Regions from separate parts of the Homo sapiens genome. Here region 2 is linked to region 1. A link is a loop called in an ENCODE intact Hi-C map of the cell type or tissue named here. Cell type or tissue: B cell. All regions are shown on one strand. Links, peaks and the distances in the headings refer to the core of each region. The heading gives the core; the rest is flanking DNA.

Region 1 (8,000 bases), core at 1-8,000:
GTGCTGCAGCTGGTGGATAGCGAGGTGGTCATGCTTTCTGCGCACTGGGAGAAGAAAAAGACAAGCCTCGTGGAGCTGCAAGAGCAGCTCCAGCAGCTCCCAGCTTTAATCGCAGACTTAGAATCCATGACAGCAAATCTGAGTAAGTCCAATGTTTTCATTGTACATTACTTTTAGGAATGAAAACAACTTGGGCAGGGTTTGGTGTAATTTCAGAGCTTTTCAGGAACACATGAAATTCTGGGTTAACAGGATTTTTTGGAAAATCATGATTTCATATTTTGATTAGTTGAGGATTCCACAGAAAATGATGTAAAGTGTAGAAATTAGTTCTGTTTCTGCCTCAGGTCAGCTCCGGACACATAATTATAATTATGTTGATTCTTAAAGTGACTCAGGTTGTCTTTGTTGACATTTGGTCTCTGTTTAAAAGCATACATATAGAAAATGGATTAGGTGACTTTGTCCTTACTGTAGAATGTATTCCAGAAATTGTTGCTTTTAAAATTTAGATATGCTAGAACTTCATGTCTTGTAGTGTATTTTTTTCTCTTCAAACGGATTGGAGATCAAACAAACCTGGTTAAATGAGGGTACTTGTGCTGGGTGTGGTGGCACGTGCCTGCAGTTGCAGCTATTCTGGAGACTGAGGCAGGAGGAGTGCTTGAGCCCAGGAGTTTGAATCCAGCCTGGGCAACATAGTGAGACCTTGTCTCAAACAACAACAACAACAAAGTAAATTAGGGTACCTGTTTGGCTAAATTTATACTCTGTGGAAATTTATTTTTTTGTCGTTGTTCATTTGGATGGATTATGTTGGTATTCTTTTTTTCTTGGGTTTATATTCAGAAAATTATCTTTTATGTTTGATGATGCCACATCTAAGGATAATATTGCAGCTTACTATTTCCTAATCAAGCTTAAGATCTTAGTAAAGTAGGAGGTAGGAGCTGTCTGTATGAGCTAATAACCTGTTTTAGTCTTTTAGGTGGGAAGCTAAAGATACCCTATTATCTCCTCCTGTTTTTAATATTGCCTTATTCAAAGCAAAACATGACTGATTTACAAGGCAAGTAATTGGCAAGTCATAAGACAGTTTTTTGTGTGTGAACAAAATAGATACGTAGTATTTGGAGTGCTGTTGCTGATAACAGTAGCTAATGTTTATAGCACCTACTGTATGTCAGAGATGATTAGATGATTTACAGATACTATCTGTAATTCTCACAAGAACCCCACAAAAGTAGCTTTTATTATTCCCAATTTACAGATAAACTAAGGCTTGGAGAGGTTGCAACTTGCTCAGAATCATAAAATTTATAAATGCATCTAGGATTCCAACCACATTGATGATATCCTCAATATCAGTATGAGGCAGTAGGATGAGGTGATGAGGCAGTGGGATGGGAGCTCTCAGTAGGTCTCTATGAACTGTATTCTTCAAGTCCCCTGGCTGTTGCCATGCCTTTCAGGGTCAGTGTTTTGTTATTTCTGAAGGCAGGGCATGGAAAAGAGATTCTGGGTCTTAGAAAAGTGTAAAATGGCTGTGATTGCCGTCTGCATTGGTTTCCTCTTACAGGTATAGTAATGGTCCTTCCCAAGCCTTGGACATAGCCTTTAAGATGTTCGGAACATTCTTCTTAGCCACTTTCTTTCAGCTCATCTTCCTGTATCTCTTTGAGTCACTTGCTTTTCATTGGTTGTATGTTTCTTTGCAGACATGTTCTCTTATGATAACCTCTTTTATTTCCCCAGCTGAGAGTAAATCTGTTTACGGATAGTTGTTGTTTGCTTAATACCACTCTATTGATTAAATGCATTCTGCCACAGTTCTCATTATTTTCATAGTCAATTCTGTTTAGAAAATGCAGTCTCTATAAGTCTTTCATAGAATATATTGTATGTTCGTTCCCAATTAGGATTCTAATATCCTGAAAAATGTTTGATGTTTAGTGACACATGACCTTATTCTTCAGAAACTGCATTTTGGCTTCTTAAATGCACAAGGTAGGCCTTCCAAATGTTCACTTGAATCCTCTCTTTTTTAGTAATCTGAGAACATCTAACACTAAAGACAAATGAAAGCTAAAACATTATCTGATATACTGTTCTGGTTAATCACTGCTAAATTAATTTGAGTCATTTTTTTCCTCTCATCTATGTCTAACCGATATTGAGCTCTTTTTAGAGAGTTAGTTCAGTTTTTTTTAGAAGGTATGTCTGGATGGTTGCTTTTCATATATATTGCCAATCTGAATTATCTGTTAGCCTTTGAAATACATGCTTCCTTTGGGTTTTAATCTATTGCTGTTATTTGCCTGATATTTATAATTAGTAATGAATGACTGTGGAAGATAGCATATCAAAACTTGGAATTTTAGAGACCTAGTTAGTATTTGTTGGCCTAGAATAAGCCCAGAGAGAGTTGTTTTAAAATCATGAGGCTTTTAGCTAAGCAATTTAAGCTTTATAGAATCATTGCTGACGATATTCTTTACAGTAGGAAAACAAACACTTTGAAGCCAAATTTGATGGAGTGAGTTGTGTAAACATGTATCTGTACCATTAATGTACTTTATGAATTCATTTTGATGCATTTATGTATCAGTCTTAGATTTTGGAAACATTTAGTGTTTTAAATGCTTACTCATTTACTGGGTTTTTTTTTTTGGAAGCCTCAAAATCTCTCCTATTATTACCCAAATACCTTGACATAATATTACAAAGCTTAAATAGTTAAGCAATAATAAAAAATAAAAACAAACTTAGAAGAAAATGGTAACCGATTATATTTAGTCACAGGGTCCCCCTAACTTCTTTGAACTTGTTGCCCTTTCACTGTCAAATGTAACACCATATCCTGTCAGTCCCTCCATTTTCCAGGCTGCTTCACTCTTTTGGTCTTACTTTGCTCTCTAGAGGCCCTGCTTTTATTGAAGGGCAAAGGATTTATGTTATGTGAGCAATTTGGACTTTTGATGATGCTTTTAGCTGTGTTATCCCATGGCTTCATTAATATGGCTCCTGGTACCTAGCCCCTTGGGAATTGTTAAGTTACAACAGATGATCCATTCATATTGGCTTCAGTCCAGCTTACAGGAGCCTATTTAATTGATACTTACTGGTAAGGTTTGTCGTTTTAAAAATAAGTAATAAGGGTATGCTGGGAACTGGAAAACAAGGGCTATGAACTGACAGATCGGGTTTGGCTCCCAATCCAACTTCCTCACTTTAAAAACTGTGCAGATTTCTCAATGGCTCCAAGCTTTAGTTTTCTTGTCTGCAAAATGACGATGAGCATACCTGTCTTGTAGGTATTTGGAGGATTAAAGGAGATGACAAACGTAACCACTTAGCACAGTGCCTGGTACATGCTGGGCATCTGCCACGCACCACGCACTGCGTACAGACTCTGGACACACAGCAGTGAACAAGGCTGGGCACCTGCCATCAAGATGCTGACGTTCTAATGGGGGCCTCTCTAGCCTTTGCGAATTCACAAAACCATTATTCTGTGACACGAGGGTTTGGATGGATGTTAGGCAGTTTAGCTTGTGCTGCAAAACAGTTTAGAATGCAAAACCACAAGATTCAATGTGGTGATATTAGTATTCTGTACATTGAAGGTGTGTAAGCATACAATGGAATATTTTTATCCAGATTCTATGCACTTTCTTATTCTGTGAAAAACCACAGTGCTTTTTAATCATAAAACTGGAAAAATATGTTTGAAAAGTATATACTGAATTATCTTGAACTTCCACTAGAGGGTAGTATAATCCTATTCCTTTATTGAAGTTCAAAATGTTAAAGCCTTGTCTTTGAATTTTCTCTTAGTTTATTTTATATGACCTATTTTTAAAAGACTGTTCCCTTCATCTAGAACAGAAGATTCTGGGTTTTGTTTTTGTTTTAAAATTTTAATTTTTTTAAGAGACAGAGTCTCACTCTGTTGTTCAGGCTGTAGCATGGTGATGTGATCATAGCTCACTGCAGCCTCAGACTATTCCTGGACTCAAGCGATCTTCCTGCCTCAGCCTCCCAAAGCTCTGGCATTACAGGATTGAGCCACTGTACCCAGCCAGAAGATGCTGTTAACTCTTAGATAAGAATTCTTAGATATAAGAGAATAGCAGCCGTATACTGAGTTTGTGTTTTTCTTTTGGTTTGACCTAGCCTGATACAGTATTATTTTGCTTTTTTCTGTACAGAATTTTAGAGGGCATCTAACAAAGAGATTATCATAGCTCTGTCAGTTTTTCATGGACTAGATTATCAGATGTCCAGGTTCCTTTCTGAGGCTAGACCCTTCAAGAGGCACATTAATTCTCTTAGACACCTTTTAGGCTACTACATAGATCTCATTTGTTCCATAATGGCTTTTGCAAGTTAATGTACTTCTTAAAGTTTCCTTATTCATACCATCATTACCTTATTACCTTAGTACATAAAAGTGTAACGTAAGCATTTGAACAGTCTTGTGGTCTTTCAGTACCTGGCCTCTGTGACCTATGGGTTTGCAGCCAAGGAGAGTTCTTTGTTCCATAAGGCTAATTATTTTGTTAGAAAATAACTCATTAAGTGGGAAATAATTTTAGTGTGCTGCTTCATTCTTTATATATCAGTGGTTACACTACAGATGATATGTATTTGAAACAAATGGCACAAAGAAAAATTCCAAACAGAATTGCTTTTCCTCTGGGACGGCCTTCTTGCAAAAATTTGTGAAGCTCTTTTTTGCACAGCTGTCAGGCATTCCCAAATGGCTTTTCACAATAAAATTCTACCTATCTCTTTCACTGATCACTAAATGAGACATATGCGGTTGTTATAGCGAGCAAAATGGTGAGGCTTGAGCTTCTTGTAAAGGTATATTTGTGTCCATGGAGGCCTGCTAGTATTTTATGTATATGCATCCTAAGTTGGTTACCAAATGTACTCATATATGCAACTTGTTTTGCAACAGGAAATGAGCAGGCTGTGACAGGGAAATTAAATTTCTGCTAACTTAAATTCAACATAAAATATTCGGAATACACATTACGTATGTACTTGTCATTATTATATGAAGAGCTTTTTTAAGTTTAATATAAGGGGATGAACCTTTATTTTTTTCAATGCAATTATTTTATATTTTGTTACTGATTTCAAGTCTGCTAAGTGTTAAAATGGAAAATTTTCATCATTTCTTCTGTTTTAAGTCACTGATAATGTGACCTGGTTTAATATACTAAAAGTATCATCATGTTGTTTAATGTTTTCTAAGTTCTCTGCTCATGTTTATTCTTTTACAAAATTTGGCATAGTCTCTTAATATTTAAACTAGATGACCATGAATAGTTTTGCCTTCTCAGTTATTTTACATGTTAGAGTAATAAAATCATTCTATCACCAGAAATTATTCTTTATTGAATTCAACAGACAGGGTTATTAGGGGATAGCAAAAAAGCAAAAATACAGTCTGCACCTTTAAGGCCCTTACTGATTCCTGAGAGATATGAGAGTACACAACTGGTTGGATGATATCAGTCAGAATGTGAGTCCTGTGTGAGGCTGAAAGGTCTGGGGAAGCACAGAAGAGGAAGGGAGCCCTGTGGGAGGAGGGCGGGCTGCCACTGGCCTAAGCCTGAAAAGACAGGCCGGGGTTAGGGACAGGCAGAGGCAAGGAGGAGGAGGCACCAACGCTCAGTACTCCTCTTGTTTTGCTGTAATGTAGAATATGTGAAGGAAAGAAGTGAAGTAAACAGTTTGTGGCCAGAGAGCAGTAGCTCTCTGAATGATAAGGAGTTTAACTTGAAAGGGCTGGGGAGCCTGTGAAGCTTTTTAAAGGGGAGAACATAAATATGAATTTGGTGTTAGCAGTAAAATGACCACGGACTATTTCAAGCATTTTTAGTCTAAATTTGTCATTCAGCACAAGAGCATGAGGCCGTCCTATTCAGAAGTATGTACAGTTTGTTTCTCATTAGGAATTCCAGGTTGATAAACCACTCACATGTTTTCATCTGGTCCCCACGTTATTAACAAAAGAGTGACTAGGGCAGCAAGTACAATTTGTACCTAGAACAGAATTTCTGTCTGTGAGAAATTAATTGGCCTGCCTAGAGATCAACCTCATTTAAGTTCCTGGCCTCATTAGCTCTGTAGTCAACCAACAGAGCTAGAATCTAAATGGAAATTGCCATCTGTCCAGATAAAGATTAAAGAGGTAAAAAGAACATACACATTTTCCAGCATAGAATAATTGTTGGCTCCATTACATAGTTTCTTTTCAGAAAAATCATTTGAAATTTAATTCCTTTTACCTGTAGGAGATCTTAAGTCTAAGACTATAGCCTGGAAAATAACTTATAGGTGTGTAAGTTTGTAAGATAAAAATGAAAATGTTGTTGACATTTTGATCTAATAGATCCATAGATCTTGTTTACATCATGATCATTACTGGTCAATGAAATTATTAGTTTTCAATCACTTTTATTAAATATAAAACTTAGCTAATCTAAAAATTTTCTCTATTTTTTATATTCAAACATTAATTATTTACTGTCAAGTATTAAGTTTAGGTACTTCGGCTCATTTAATCCTTTTAACAGCTTTGCAAGATATGTGTTGTTAGCTCTCTCTTCACAGACGAGGTATCACATTGCATCTCATCTGGCAGGAGCAGAGCTGGGTTTTTAAGCTTGTGCTTCAAAGCCTAGCTCTTAACCCGTCCCCCATATGCTAAGCATACATGCACGATACTGAATGCACCAAGTAGCTTAGAGTTAAATGGAGTCTATATTAAATTTAACTATTCTAGTTTTTATCACTAATCAAAATGAAACAGCCTTTTAAATAATCCTATTAGCTATGATAGTGTTTTATACATTTTAAGACCATGTCAGACTAGTTATAACAGAATGAGCTGAATATTGCTTCTTTAGTACTAGGAGTACTAGCTCCCAAGCTGAATCTCCTAGTCAGTTTTTCATTTAATAAAACAAAAAACAATGTAGGCTGGGTGGGGTGGCTCACACCTGTAATTCCAGCACTTTGGGAGGCCAACGCAGGAAGATCGCTCAAGCCCAGGAGTTCAAGACCAGCCAGGTCATAGTGAGGTCTCGTCTCTACAAAAAAATATATATATAAATGGCAGTACATCATTTTGCCTGATTCCCCCATATAAACTCCTTATGTACCATTTATGACATTCTTTAAAATCTTAAATACAGTTATTGGCTAAAATTTAGATTTTACAAATTGTTTCATTTAAGCGTTCCATAATCACATATAGTAGCTGTTTGATGTGGTCCCTGAAGCTAGATTCAAAAGCACCATGAACTACATTATTATTAGCCTTTTCCAGATTTACCGTGATATATTAATATGATAAAAGTCAGTACCTAAAATGTCTGAAGAAAACTGCTAAACTGCTTGTCATCAAATTTTCACTTTTGAATAAAATGTTATTCCCCCCCGACCAAATTCATGTTTTTAAGCCTTACACCCTAGCAGAGAGGAGAGGGAGTTTTTATAAGCACAAATATTTAATAGAGTTAAAATTTAGGATATTAGAAAGTGTCAAAAAAAAAAAAGGAATAAGACCTACTATTTTATAGCACAGTAGGGTAACTATTGCCAATAATAACTTAATTGTATATTTTAAAATAACTTAAAGAATGTAATTGGATTGTTTCTAACTCAAAGGATAAATGCTTGAGAGGAGGATAAAAAGAGAAAATGTCAACACTTCTGGATTATCTAATAGCTGTTTGGATCAAACAAAGATTAATTAAAAATAAAATCTTCATTAATAAAAATTCATACTTTATTAATTTTTTTTTACTTAATATTATTTTCAGTTCCAAGGTCTCATTCAGGAGACCACATTAAATTTAGTCATCTTGTCTTCTTAGGCTCCTCCTGGCTCTGACAGTTTCTCAAACATTTTTTGTTTTTGATGACCATGACAATTTTTTGAGACATGGTGATCAGATATTTTGTAGACTGTCCCTCAG
Region 2 (12,550 bases), core at 2,007-10,006, 1.6 Mb after region 1:
CTCCCAAAGTGCTGGGACTACAGGTGTGAGCCACCATGCCCGGCCAGTACAAATTGTTTTAGTGTCTATCCTCTCAAAAGATAAAGACCCTTAAAAACCAAGAGGCATGTTGGTCAGGCTGCACTCTGGCTTCGGGTGGAGAATTTGTTGGTTTGTGTGTTAAGATGAGTCAGATGCTGGGGAGAGTGGAGCACATGCCCAGTGTATTCACCGAATGTGGCTCATGGGCTTTTAAAAATCCCCTTGGCTTTTCTTGCTAACAGCCTGAAATTACGGGAATCAGCGGGTATGTCTGCATCATATTGAGAATTTCCCTTTTCACAAAAAAGCACTAGGACCACTTTTTTTTTTTTTTTTTTTTTTGAGACGGAGTCTCACTTTGTCACCCAGGCTGGAGTGCAATGGCGCAATTTCAGCTCACTACAACCACCACCTCCCGGGTTCAAGTGATTCTCCTGCCTCAGCCTCCCAAGTAGCTGGGATTACAGGCATGTGCCACCATGCCCGGCTAACTTTTGTGGTTTTAGTAGAGATGGGGTTTCACCATGTTGGCCAGGCTAGTCTCGTACTGCTGACCTCAGGTGATTTGCCCGCCTCGTCGGCCTCCCAAAGTGCTGAGATGACAGGCCACAACTTGTTTTTTGTTTTTGTTTTTGTTTTTTCTGAGACAGAGTCTTGCTCTGTCGCCCAGGCTGGAGTGCAGTAAGTGACATCACAGCTCACTGCAGCCAACTCCCCAGGCTCAGGTGATCCACCCACCTCAGCCTCCCGAGTAGCTGGGACTACAGGCTTGGGCCACTAGACCTGGCTAAATTTTTGTATTTTTTTGTACAGATGGGGTTTTACCATGTTGCCCAGGCTGGCTTTGAACTCCTGAGCTCAAGCAAACTGCCCACCTTGGCCTCCCAAGGTGCTGCGATTGCAGGTATGAGCCACCACGCCGAGCAACAACTAACTTTTTTATAACTCCAAATGCATTCCATAACTGCCCTTCTCTGGCTTCTTCTGTCCCCCATCTGCTTCCCTTGTGATAAGTCTTCACTTCCTTCCTGCTCCCACCTCATTAAAGCAGGCCTGGCTTTTGGAAAGGTGATGGAGGCGGACAGTTTTCTGAATGTGCCTGCAGCCAGGAGCCCACCTTCCTCCCCAGCATAGTCATCATCCTCCCTCCCCACCCCCAGCACATAAGCATGCCTGTTGCAGAAGTGCCACATTGTGGACATCTGACCACAGTGAACATCAGGTGTACATGCACTAGAGGCCTTCCGTGAGCCTAAGCTCTCATATGTTGAAAAGGTACCAATGACACTATTAACTTGGAGGCAGGAGAAGCATCTAAATGAAGTGATATGGGGCATTTTTCTTTTTTATTAGAAAGTTTAATTAGAACATCTCCCTGAGTGTTTTAATTTCAGGATGGACTCAAAGAAATGGCTTTAAAATAGTCCCTCTAGAATTGGTCAATGGTTTTCCTTAACAAGGTTGAAAAGATATTTTGAGACATCTTTTACTAGTTTAGATACTGAAAATGTTCAAGAAAAAATGCTTCTAGTTTGGAAAGATGTTTCTATTGAGATTTGACACCCTCCCAACTATTTCTACCTCTCCCCTTTTGAATTTTAACTTTTACTCTACTTATGAAAGGATTCATTTGGCCTTGAACACTAGAAATTAACTGTTTCCCTAAGGAACACAAATCTGTGGATTTCCTAATATATCCAGGAAGATAACAACAACAAAAAAAAGCAGAGCTCGCTATTGGAGTCAGAGGTCTCTGGCCAGGAGGCTGACGCAACCTGCTAACATTCTTTTTCACCCTTTCACCCAAGGCCATGCAGTGAGAAAAGGACACTGGATTTAGGATAGACCTTACAATTGATCCATGTCCTCCATTCCAGAAATGGCTGGGGGAAGATGAATATTGCGGCCAGGGGCGGCTTGTGTGACAATTCCTGCCCACACAATCACAGTTGTCTCTCTCAGCACCCTGTCAGGGCTATTTAATACAGTCCATTGCAGCATGCTCCAAAACTCCTTGTATCCCGCTGACTACAAACCAATAAGTTTGCTGAATTCTCTAAGGCAGAGGTTCATAAACTAAGGCCCACGGACAGAATATCAGTTTTTAGTCAGGGTTCTCTAGAGGTACAGAACTCATATATATATATATATATATATATATATATATATATACACACACACACACACACACACACACATATATATGTATATATATGTGTATATATATATATACGTATATATGTGTATATATATATATATATATATGAGTTTATTAAGTGTTAACTCACACAATCACAAGGTCCCACAATAGGCCGAGTTCCAAAACTGAAGAACTTGGAGTCCGATGTTCGAGGGCAGGAAGCAACCAGCAAGGGAGAAAGATGTAGGCTGGGAGGCTAGGCCAGCCTCTCTTTTCACGTTTTTCTGCCTGCTTATATTCTAATTGAGCTGGCAGCTGATTAGATTGTGCCGCCACAGATTACGGGTGGGTCTACCTTTCCCAGCCCACTGACTCAAATGTTAGCAACGCCCTCACAGACACACCCAGGATACTTTGTATCTTTGTATCTTTGAGGAAAAGAGGGAGAGTCTGTTTTGTGATCTTTCTTGTGCTTGGACCTCACTGGAGAAGTCTACGGGAGATACTCTGTATCCTTCAATCCAATCACGTTGACACTGAGTATTAACTGTCACAATCAGGGTCTGCGAATATGGGTGAGAGAAAATTACATACTTATTTTTACTAACTTCCTACTGAAATTTAGCATTTCCTCAATTATGTACATAAGCAACAAATCACAATAGCATACCAAGTTCCTGAGACTTTGTCACTACAGGAAATTGTCAATATTTTCATGTTCTCTTTCCTTGTGGCAGATACCTCAAAATACCAGCTATGCTCATCACCCCTTCACAAGTATGGTGGTTATTAGGTCTGAAAGTTTGTGTCCCCCCTTTCCAAAGTCATATGTTGAAGTACTAACGCCCAATGTGAAGGTATTTAGGAGGTGGGAACTTTGGGAGGTGATTAGGTTTAGATGGCATCAGGAGGTTGGAGTCCCTATGATGGAATTGGTGCTCTTATAAGAAGAGGAGGAGATACCAGACCTCTCTCTCCCCGTCCTCTCTCTCTCCCCACTCCTCTCTCTCTCTCTCCCTGCCATGTGGAGATCCAGGGAGAAGGTGGCACTGTGAAGCCAGACAGAGGGCCCTCACCAAAACCCAAATCTGCCAGTGTTACCAGGGGTCTTTGTTCTTAGAGCTCCCAAGATGCGGGGGGGCCGCTCCCAAGATGGCAGCAAGCCTCTTATTCTCTGACCTGGGGTTCTTGGCCTCACGGATTCCAAGGAATGGAAGCTTGGGCCATGCGGTGAGTGTTATAGCCCTATTAGAAGCTGTGGGTCACGGAAGAGAACCGTGGAACCCAGCGACTAGTGTTCAGCTCCATTAGGAGGAACCCGGGCACTTAGCCGTGCAGGAACAATGGCAAACTTTTAGCCCAATCAGGAGTGGCAACAGGCGCCTCCTTGGATCAGGAGCACAGCGGACACCCTGCCAGATCCGGAGGGATGGAAGTCAGCGGCGGGTCTGCGGCAGTGGCCAACAGCAGTGGTGGACAGTGAGCGAAAGCTCAGCTCGAGCCGTAACAAACACGGTCCAGAAGAGTGCAGTTGCAAGATTTAATAGAGTGAAAACAGAGCTCCCATACAAAGGGAGGGGACCCAAAGCGGGTTGCCGTTGCCAGCTCCAATGCCTGGGTTTATATCTTGATCACTGTCCCCCCACCTCCGTGCTCAGGCGATAGATGATTGGCTATTTCTTTACCTCCTGTTTTTGTCTAACTAGCATTTTAGTGAGCTCTCTTTACTACCTGATTGGTCAGGTGTGAGCTAAGTTGCAAGCCCTGTGTTTAAAGGTGGATGCGGTCACCTTCCCAGCTAGGCTTAGGGATTCTTAGTCAGCCTAGGAAATCCAGCTAGTCCTGTCTCTCACCAGCATCGTAATCTTGGACTTCTAGCCTCTAGATCTATAAGAAATCATTGTCTGTTGCTTAAGCCGCCCAGTCTGTGGGCAGCTTGTTTGTTATAGTAGCCAAGATGACTAAGACACATAATATCACATATTTTTAAAGAATGTGGTTACTTCGCTTGCCCATAATTGGTTTCCTTTACAATCCCATGTATTTCCTTTTATGCATTTGAAACCATTATTTTAAGAATAGGTCTATAGACTTCTCCAGTGACGTCCAAGCACAAGAAAGATCACAAAACAGACTCTCCTTCCTTTCCTCCATCTGGGCCACATCTTCACTTAACAAGAACAGCTTCCTTACACCTCCCAGATTGAGGAATGGTGGGTGAGAACACGGTATAATAAAGCTTGTTTTATGGTCTCTGCCCTTGTAGATCAGGGTCTCCACTCACAGACTTTGCCCTCTAACCTCAGCCACTATCTGACAAGCATCTGCTGGTTGGCGGAGAGGATGTGCACAGATGGGTGTATACCCAACGCTGCTCCCAGGAATGAATCCCAAAGCCACCAGATCTTACCAAGGGTGACCTTCACACAGAACAGCACATGGACACACCCCCCCCCAGGACTGTGGGTGGAGCAGTTGGAAGGCCACCACTAATTGTGGAGTTATGTTAAGGCTTACGCTGATTCTGTGTTATGATTTCATTTTGGAATAAAAAACCAGAGCCCTGTATTCCATCTTGCCAGAACTGCTTGCTAGTGATTTGAACTCAAGAAATCTGGTACAGGCAGGGTGTGGTGGCTCACGCCTGTAATCCCAGCACTTTGGGAGGCCAAGGCAAGTGGATCACCTGAGGTCAGGAGTTCAAGACCAGCCTGGCCAACACGGCGAAACCCTGTCTCTACTAAAAATACAAACGATTAGCCTGGCATGGTGGCGGGCGCCTGTCATCCCAGCTACTTGGGAGGCTGAGGCAGGAGAATCGCTTGAACCTGGGAAGCAGAGGTTGCAGTGAGCTGAGATCACACCACTGCATTCCAGCCTGGGAGACAGAGCAAGACTCTGTCTCAAAAAAAGAAAAAAAAAAAGAAATCCGTTACAGCTTTGAGCTTCAGTTTCCTCATCTTTCAAATGATGGCTACAACTGCAAAGGTTTATTTTTCAAAACATGTTCTCTCCCTGTCTCTCTCTCTCAAATTCCTTCTTCCTTATTTTGACAGCTACTACATTTGAGCTTTTTAATTTGAATATTATTGGATGGTAACCCACTTACAGAGATAGGAAGTTGGACGTCTTGAAGAAAGGAATTTCATCTTAAAGTCCATTATATTTTTAATCTAAACTGCTTGGACTAAAACAGCTTGCTTTAGGACAGGGCTGGGCGTGACTTTTTATTTTGCTTTGTTCTCAGTTTTGCTTTATCTAGAATCTGTGTTTCAATATATCAGCTCTAGGTGGCAGTAATGTACCATGAAGATGTGTGCTTTACCAGGTAGCAGGCTGCCAAGTTTCAAGTCTTGAGGCTTGAGGTGGAAGAGAACCTTAAGGAAAATTTTAATGGGATTACTGGGTGCCAGCGCTATCTAGACACTCTGTGAGCAGGTCAACTCACGACTGTTGTCCCCTGTGACTACCTTGGAGGAAGGAAGGAAAGCTACAGGCTCATGAATACATTACATGAAGGATGCAATGAAATATTTTATGGTATAGGGATTTTTCCAAACCTGTGCTCTACATATACTCTGTCTCTGTCTCTCTCTGTCTCTCTCTCTCTCTCTCTCTCACACACACACACACACACACACACACACACACACACACATTGAGATAAGAGAAGCTACTTCTTCAAAACAAGGTTTGTTTATATAATCAACTCATGACCCCTCTCCTCTTCTTTTTTCCTTTCCTAACTCTAAAAAAAAAATAATTTTACTATCCATTTGTCTCTAAGGTGAATGAGCTAAGACACAGTAGTAATGTATAGTACTACAGTAGTCACATATAGTAAGCATATGTGTATATACTGAAGAACGTGAGCCTGAGGGGAGAGCACATTTGAGGGACAGTGTATTGTTCATTATTCATTCCTTTGGATTTCTTTTTTGTTTTGTTTCCGTTTGTTTTGTTTTTTTTCTTTTTTGAGGCTGAGTCTCACTGTATTGCCCAGGCTGGAGTGCAGTGGTGCAATCTTGGCTCACTGCAACCTCCACCTCCCAGGTTCAAGCTATTCTCCTGCCTCAGCCTCCCGAGTAGCTGGGATTACAGGCACGCACCACCATGCCTGGCTAACTTTTGTATTTTTAGTAGAGAAGGGGTTTTACCATTTTGGCCAGGCTGGTCTCGAACTCCCGACCTCAAGTGATCCACCCGCCAAGACCTGCCAAAGTGCTGGGATTACTGGTGTGAGCCACCGCACCCGGCCTTGTCTGGATTTCTTTACAAGAGTTTACGTAGCCATTTCCTCATCTGTAAAATGAGACTAATAGTTCCACCTTCGTATGGTTGTGATGAGGATTAAAGTGGTCCACAGATATACAGGTGATGAGCTGCCTGATGCATACACAGGAAGCTGCATGTGGACGCTAGCTGTGACTACTGTCACTATTACCCAAGGCTCTTTGCTTTTTCAAGTTTTTGTTTAAAGTTTTTTGGAGAGACGAGGTCTCACTATGTTGCCCAGGCTAGTCTCTAACTCCTGAGCTCAAGTGAACCTCCTGCCTCAGCCTCCCCAAAGCCCTTTGCTTTTTATCTGAAGGAGTAGAGAGGCGATCTGGGCACAGCCACCTAGGGAGAAATGAAAAGGAATACAGAGAAACACACCACACATACCCACCCCCCCCCACACACACAAATACACACACACACAGACAGAGATACACACACACACACAGAGACAGACATAGATACATACACACAGGGACACAGAAACACACAGATATACACACAGAGGGACACAGAGACAGACACAGATACACACACACAGGGACACACATGCATGCACACACACAGCCTGTACAGAATATAGGGAGATGTGAAACCCCATCCATAAGGCTGCTAAAGGCAGCTAAAAGGGGGAAGATGAAAGTGTAAAGGAGGTGTGGTAAGGTCTTGGCTAATTTACCTTGTTAGGATGGATGAATAGTAAAACTGGTTTTTTAGGGTTAAGAAAGATAAAGGGAGAGAGATGATCATGAGCTGATCATAGGAAAAAACTCTGTTTTGGGAAAGCAACTTCTCTTTTTTCAGTATCTGGGGTTCTTGGGATATGTGTAGTAGTGCATGACAGCACAGCCGAACACACTGAGAGTGGCCTTTCTTTATAGGAACGGAGGCACTGTCCCACGCTGCGACTCTGTCGTGAGTGAAGATGGGTGGTGTGGAATCAGAACAGATTTGCTCTGCCAGAGACCCTTGTGTAGTCCTCCAGTATTCCTTTGGGGTCATGTGTTGATTTATGTCTCTGACTTTGAGACAAATACATGAAAATCCAAACTTAAAAATCAAAAGTGAGTGAGAGACTCTTCAAGTAGGAAGAAAATTCTACACTTTACAAAATAATTCACTACTGTACTCCCTTAAATCACTGATGGAGGATATGATTACATTTCCGTAACACCTCACAGAACTGTAGTAAGGGGCCATTGTATCCAAGATCTTTTCTTTCAAGTGGATTCCTTAGAAAGCAAAAAGGTTTACAAAAAGAATTATTCCCATGAAGATTAGTCAGTTGATATGATCCATGCAGATACTGTCTCGGAAGCAAATGTTCATGTAGCTGGTAAATTTCTGACATGATGGGAAAGGTTTCTGGGTGTCCTTCAATTATCTTCTCTCTTCTCTTCCCATTCTTTATTTATTTATTTATTTTTGAGAATGAGTATTCCTCTGTCATCCAGGCTGGAGTGCAGTGGCATGATCTTGGTTCACTGCAACTTCTGCTTCCTGGGTTCAAGCAATTCTCCTGCCTTAGCCTCCCCAGTAGCTGGGATTACAGGCATGTGCCACCACACTCGGCTAATTTTGTATTTTTAATAGAGACAGGGTTTCACCATGTTGGCCAGGCTGCTCTTGAACTCCTGACATCAGGTGATCCTCCTGCCTCAGCCTCCCAAAGTGCTGGGATTACAGGCGTGAGCCACCATGCCCAGCCCCCCATTATTTATTATTATTATTATTATTATTAATTTTGTGAAAATTTTTACCCCTGTGACTAGGGGAAGACAGAATTTTAACCCCTATATTCCAGCAGATGTGGCTTTCCAAAAGCAATGGTGAGGTTGAATGAGGAAAGAAAGGATGAAAGCTTTCCACTCTCAGGAGGCTGCATGCTTTGAGCTTCCTAAGAAGTACTAAAGGTAGATATCACGGCTCAAGCTTCCAGACTGCTTCACAATTGCAAATAAAGATCTGAAAACTTGTTCTTTTACACTTCTTGGGAACGTTTTTAATTAAATCAGTGGTCAAATTTGCAAATATTCTCCATCGGAAACTTTTGTTTGGCAGGAGCTGCAAACTGTGATGTCAGCCTCTGATTTGAAAACCTGGCCCTTCCAAGAGAATAATAGAAGTTATAAAGAAAAAAGAAATGTGTCTGTGCCAAACCAACAAAAAAGAATAAAAGTTTATAAGATTCTAAATTGAATTTGCTTTTGTCATTTCCCCAAAAGATGTTAGGAAGAATACCAACTTGCTTTAGAGGTTAACCAATTAATTAATGTGGAAAGCTGAAAATATATTATCTCAAGATTGCTGTGTAGTTTATTAGCTGAGAAATATGTTTATTTTTTGCTTTCTAGATACTGTGGAGGAAAGACTGTGCCTTCTTCTTATTTTCTATTGCTTATTTTGAGACCCCATTGCCCAGGCTAGAGTGCAGTGATGATCATAGCTCACTGCAGCCTCAAACTCAGAGGTTTAAATGATCTTCCCACTTCAGGCTCCCAAGTAGCTGGGACTACAGGTGCACACCACCACACCTAGCTAATTTTTTAATTTTGTTATGTTTTATAGAGATGGGGTCTCTCTATATTGCCCAGGCTGGTCTCAAACTCCTGGCCTCAAGCAGTCCTCCTGCCTTGGCCTCCCAAAGTGCTGAGATTACAGGCATTAGCCACTGTGCTGGCCACCTTACTGTATCTATTCGTGTGCTGTTCAGAGTATTTAATTAAATGCTTGTTGATCTGATTTGCTGGAAGTCTAGAAGTCTTTGGCATGAGATAATATATTAGAAAGAGGGCTGGATTGAGACTTTAAAGATCCAAGCCTCATCTTATCTTTGTTGCACCTTATTTTTGTAGAACAATTTATAGTTTACCAAGATCTTAGAGTACATATAAAACCAATTACATTTGATCATCATAGCTACCCTGTAACATAAAAGACAGTATTGTTATTCAATACTGTATAACACTGGTCATATTGGATTAGAGACCACCCTAAAGATATTCTTTTAACCTAACTCTTCATGCATTGTAATATATATAGCTGAGAATTTTCCAAGTCTTCAAATTCTGGTTCCTTTTTGCTTAACAATTTCTTCTTCAACTTAACTCTGTGCTCTCACATTTTGCTGTAAGTGGTAAAGAGAAACCTTCAACACTTTGCTTAGGGATTTCCTCAGCTAAATACCCAAGTTTGTCACTTAAGAGTTTTACCTTCCGCAAAACACTAGAACACTATTCAGCCAAGTTCTTTGCCACTTTGTAACAAGGATCATCTTTCCTCCAGTGCCCAAAATATGTTCATTTCCGTGTGAGACCTCACCAGAAGCATATTTAATGTCCATATTTCTATTAACAGGCTCTTCGAGGAACTAGGTTTTTTTAATATGGCCTCAAAACTCTTCTAGCCTTACCCAGTTCCAAAGCCACTTTGAATTTTTTGGTATTTGTTATATCAGCACCCCACTCCCAGTACCAAAATCTGTATCAATCTACTAGGGCTCCCATAACAAAGAAACACACACTAGTTGGCTTAAACAACAGAAACTTATTTCCTAACTGTTTTGGTGGCTTAAGGTCCAAGATCAAGGTCAGCTGGTTTCATTCTGAGGATTCTCTCCTTGGCTTGTAGATGGCCATCTTCTTCCAGTATCTTCACATGGTCTTTCCTCTATGCATGTACATATCTGTGTCACAACTCCCTCTTCTTATAAGGACACTGGTCATATTGGATTAGGAACTACCCTAAAGATCTTCTTGTAACTTAATTACCTATTTAAAGACCTTATCTCCAGATACATTCTGAGGTTTTGGGGTTAGGACTTTAACATATGAATTTGGGGGGACACTATTCAGACCATAAAAGGCAGTAACCTATAGATGAGAATTAGACCCACCAATGAGAATATTCACGTGCATAGAAACTTAAAGTCACCCGGCTAGTATACTCAAGACCCAGACATTTTTATTTTTCTTATTCAGTCTATTAAGGTGACAAAATGTATTGGAAGTATGTGATCCAAGTAAGTAGATCTATGAATGGTTTCAGGAAATAAGACACAAACGTAAGTTATAGCCACAGGAAATACCCGTGATTTTTGACATAGCTACTCTAAATTTGACATATCAGAACGTTACAGCATGCCTGTCTTGATCTATTTGTGCTGACATAACAAAATATCTGAAACTGGATAATTTATAAGAAGAGAAATTTATTTCTTACAGTTCTGAAGACTGGGAGATCCAAGATCAAGACACTTACAACTGGTGTCTGGTGTGGGACCTGTTGCTGTATCCTCATGGTGGAAGGGGTGAAAACGGCAAAAAGGCATACTAGAATGCTCCCTTCAACCTCTTTTTATCAGAGCATTAATCCATTCATGACTTAATCACTTCCTAAAGGCCCCATCTCTTAATACTATCCCATTGGTGATTAAGTTTTAACATATGAATTTTGAGGGTCACATATAGACCACATATAGACCATAGCAATGCCTAACATTTTGTGCAAATTGTTTGAAAGATTAAATTCATGGCAATGCTATTAAATTAAAGCTTAAATTTTTTTTGTTGTGTTTTTAGAATTAAACGATCGTTCATCTTCCCCAGAATTATAATCCTAAAAGTTAAGGAGAAGATCATATTTTCATCTCTACCCTCTGAATGCTATAAATCTCTTCAAACAAAATTTGAACATAAACCATCCTTCTCAGTGAATATAAGAACAGGCACTATGGGATGAATAAAAACCAGTTCAGTCACTATCAAGCCAACAAAATCAGTGACCACAGCTCTGTTTGGCAGGGCTTCATCTTTTGTGCTGACCTGGAAATCACTCAACTCTAACTAGCTGTTCATTGCCAAGGTCACTGGCTTTGTCTCCGACCTAGAGCAAATCATCCTCTAACCAAGCTGGGTCTCTGCTTTGTAAACTGGGGATTAACTGTCTCAGAGGCTTAGGATCACATTGGAAATGCACTTTACAATAGATATGCACTTATTAAAGGTAGGAAAGAAACATTTTTAAAATGTTGCTCTTCAAGTGTAAGCCTGCTCTTGGATTTTAAAAATGTGTGTTTTACACATAATGCCATAAGCGTATATTTATGTTTGAAAAGAATCATATAATAATATTAAAGCATTGTTCTTGCCCAAACAAAAAAAAAGACATGAAATTGTCTTTTAGATATGTCCTCAAGACTACTGGGTGTTCCAAGAAGAAAGTTGAACACAACTCCTAGCACCTAAGTCCATATCTTTTCATCATTGGAACTTTATGAGGATGAGTTTGGAGCAAAACAAAACCAACTGAATTCTAAATTATCACTCATCTGATGGATCCAGAAAAAGAGGGGACTGGAATCATTTTCCACCAAGGTCCCTTTGGGTCCAAAAATCAGAGGTCAATGCTCAAATTTTTTTGTTGTTGTTGGGTAGGACTAGATAAAACCTCAAGACCCTTTCATTCAAGGGCATTGAGGATGCAAACTCTAGTGCTTGGAGTCGTCAGGCAGCTCCAGGCAGTAAGACAAAATCTGACCATTACAATATTTCTCCCTGAGCTTGTCTTTGGTTCTATAATAATTAATTTAAAAAGACACTTTAGCAATTGTGCCAAATAATGAAATATTCGATTAAAAATGCAACCAGCTGGCTTTTCAACCTTTCTAATGAGTCATGATCAGAACTGCCCTTTGACGAGCAGCTTCTGTGCCAGACACCTCTTGGCAGGCCTCCAAGGGAGGATGGGCATGAGATGCAGGAGCGGTCAGATGGCATCACTGCTGCTGGGGCAGAGCCAGCCCAGTGCTCTGTGCTGTGGGCCGGCAGTGGCTCTTCGCAATCTTCCTGGAGGTTCCTGCAGCCCTGTTATCCACCAGAGAGTGAATTGTTCCCACAGTCTCCCAACTGGTGTCCTTGCTTCCACCCCTGCCTCTCTGTCATCTATTTTCCACACAGCAGCCACAGACATCCTTGTAAGACGCAAGTCGTGTCATGTCGCTCCTCTGGCTAACCCTCCAATGTCTCCCAGCACAGAGAACAAAACCAAACATCCTTGCTGGGACTTGATTCGGTCCCCATTACCTCCCTGACCTCACCTCCTACCACTTTC

What was found. Peaks named below come from ENCODE experiments on the same cell type or tissue, not always from the same donor. Only the 100,000 strongest peaks of a DNase experiment are listed, where the experiment ranks them.
Region 2: a loop joins it to region 1, with 2.8 times the contacts of the local background. A loop is called at or near these places in 3 of 110 quality-filtered maps.

The regions. Positions count from the first base shown.
Region 1 is chr6:15,619,485-15,627,484 of GRCh38, reverse strand. DTNBP1 (dystrobrevin binding protein 1) reads left to right here. Exons shown (of 10, transcript NM_032122.5): 5 at 10-142. Among named protein-coding and RNA genes, the nearest start is that of DTNBP1, 40 kb to the left of the region's middle. RefSeq lists an enhancer at 5,631-5,730. In B cell, for the core only: CTCF peaks have their summits at 3,582 and 3,782 (motif pointing right); DNase peaks (open chromatin) are centred at 3,764 and 5,628; H3K27ac peaks cover 2,449 bases.
Region 2 is chr6:14,059,898-14,072,447 of GRCh38, reverse strand. No RefSeq gene overlaps it. Among named protein-coding and RNA genes, the nearest start is that of CD83, 52 kb to the left of the region's middle. RefSeq lists a silencer at 2,783-2,884. In B cell, for the core only: CTCF peaks have their summits at 5,256 and 5,456 (motif pointing right); a DNase peak (open chromatin) is centred at 5,447.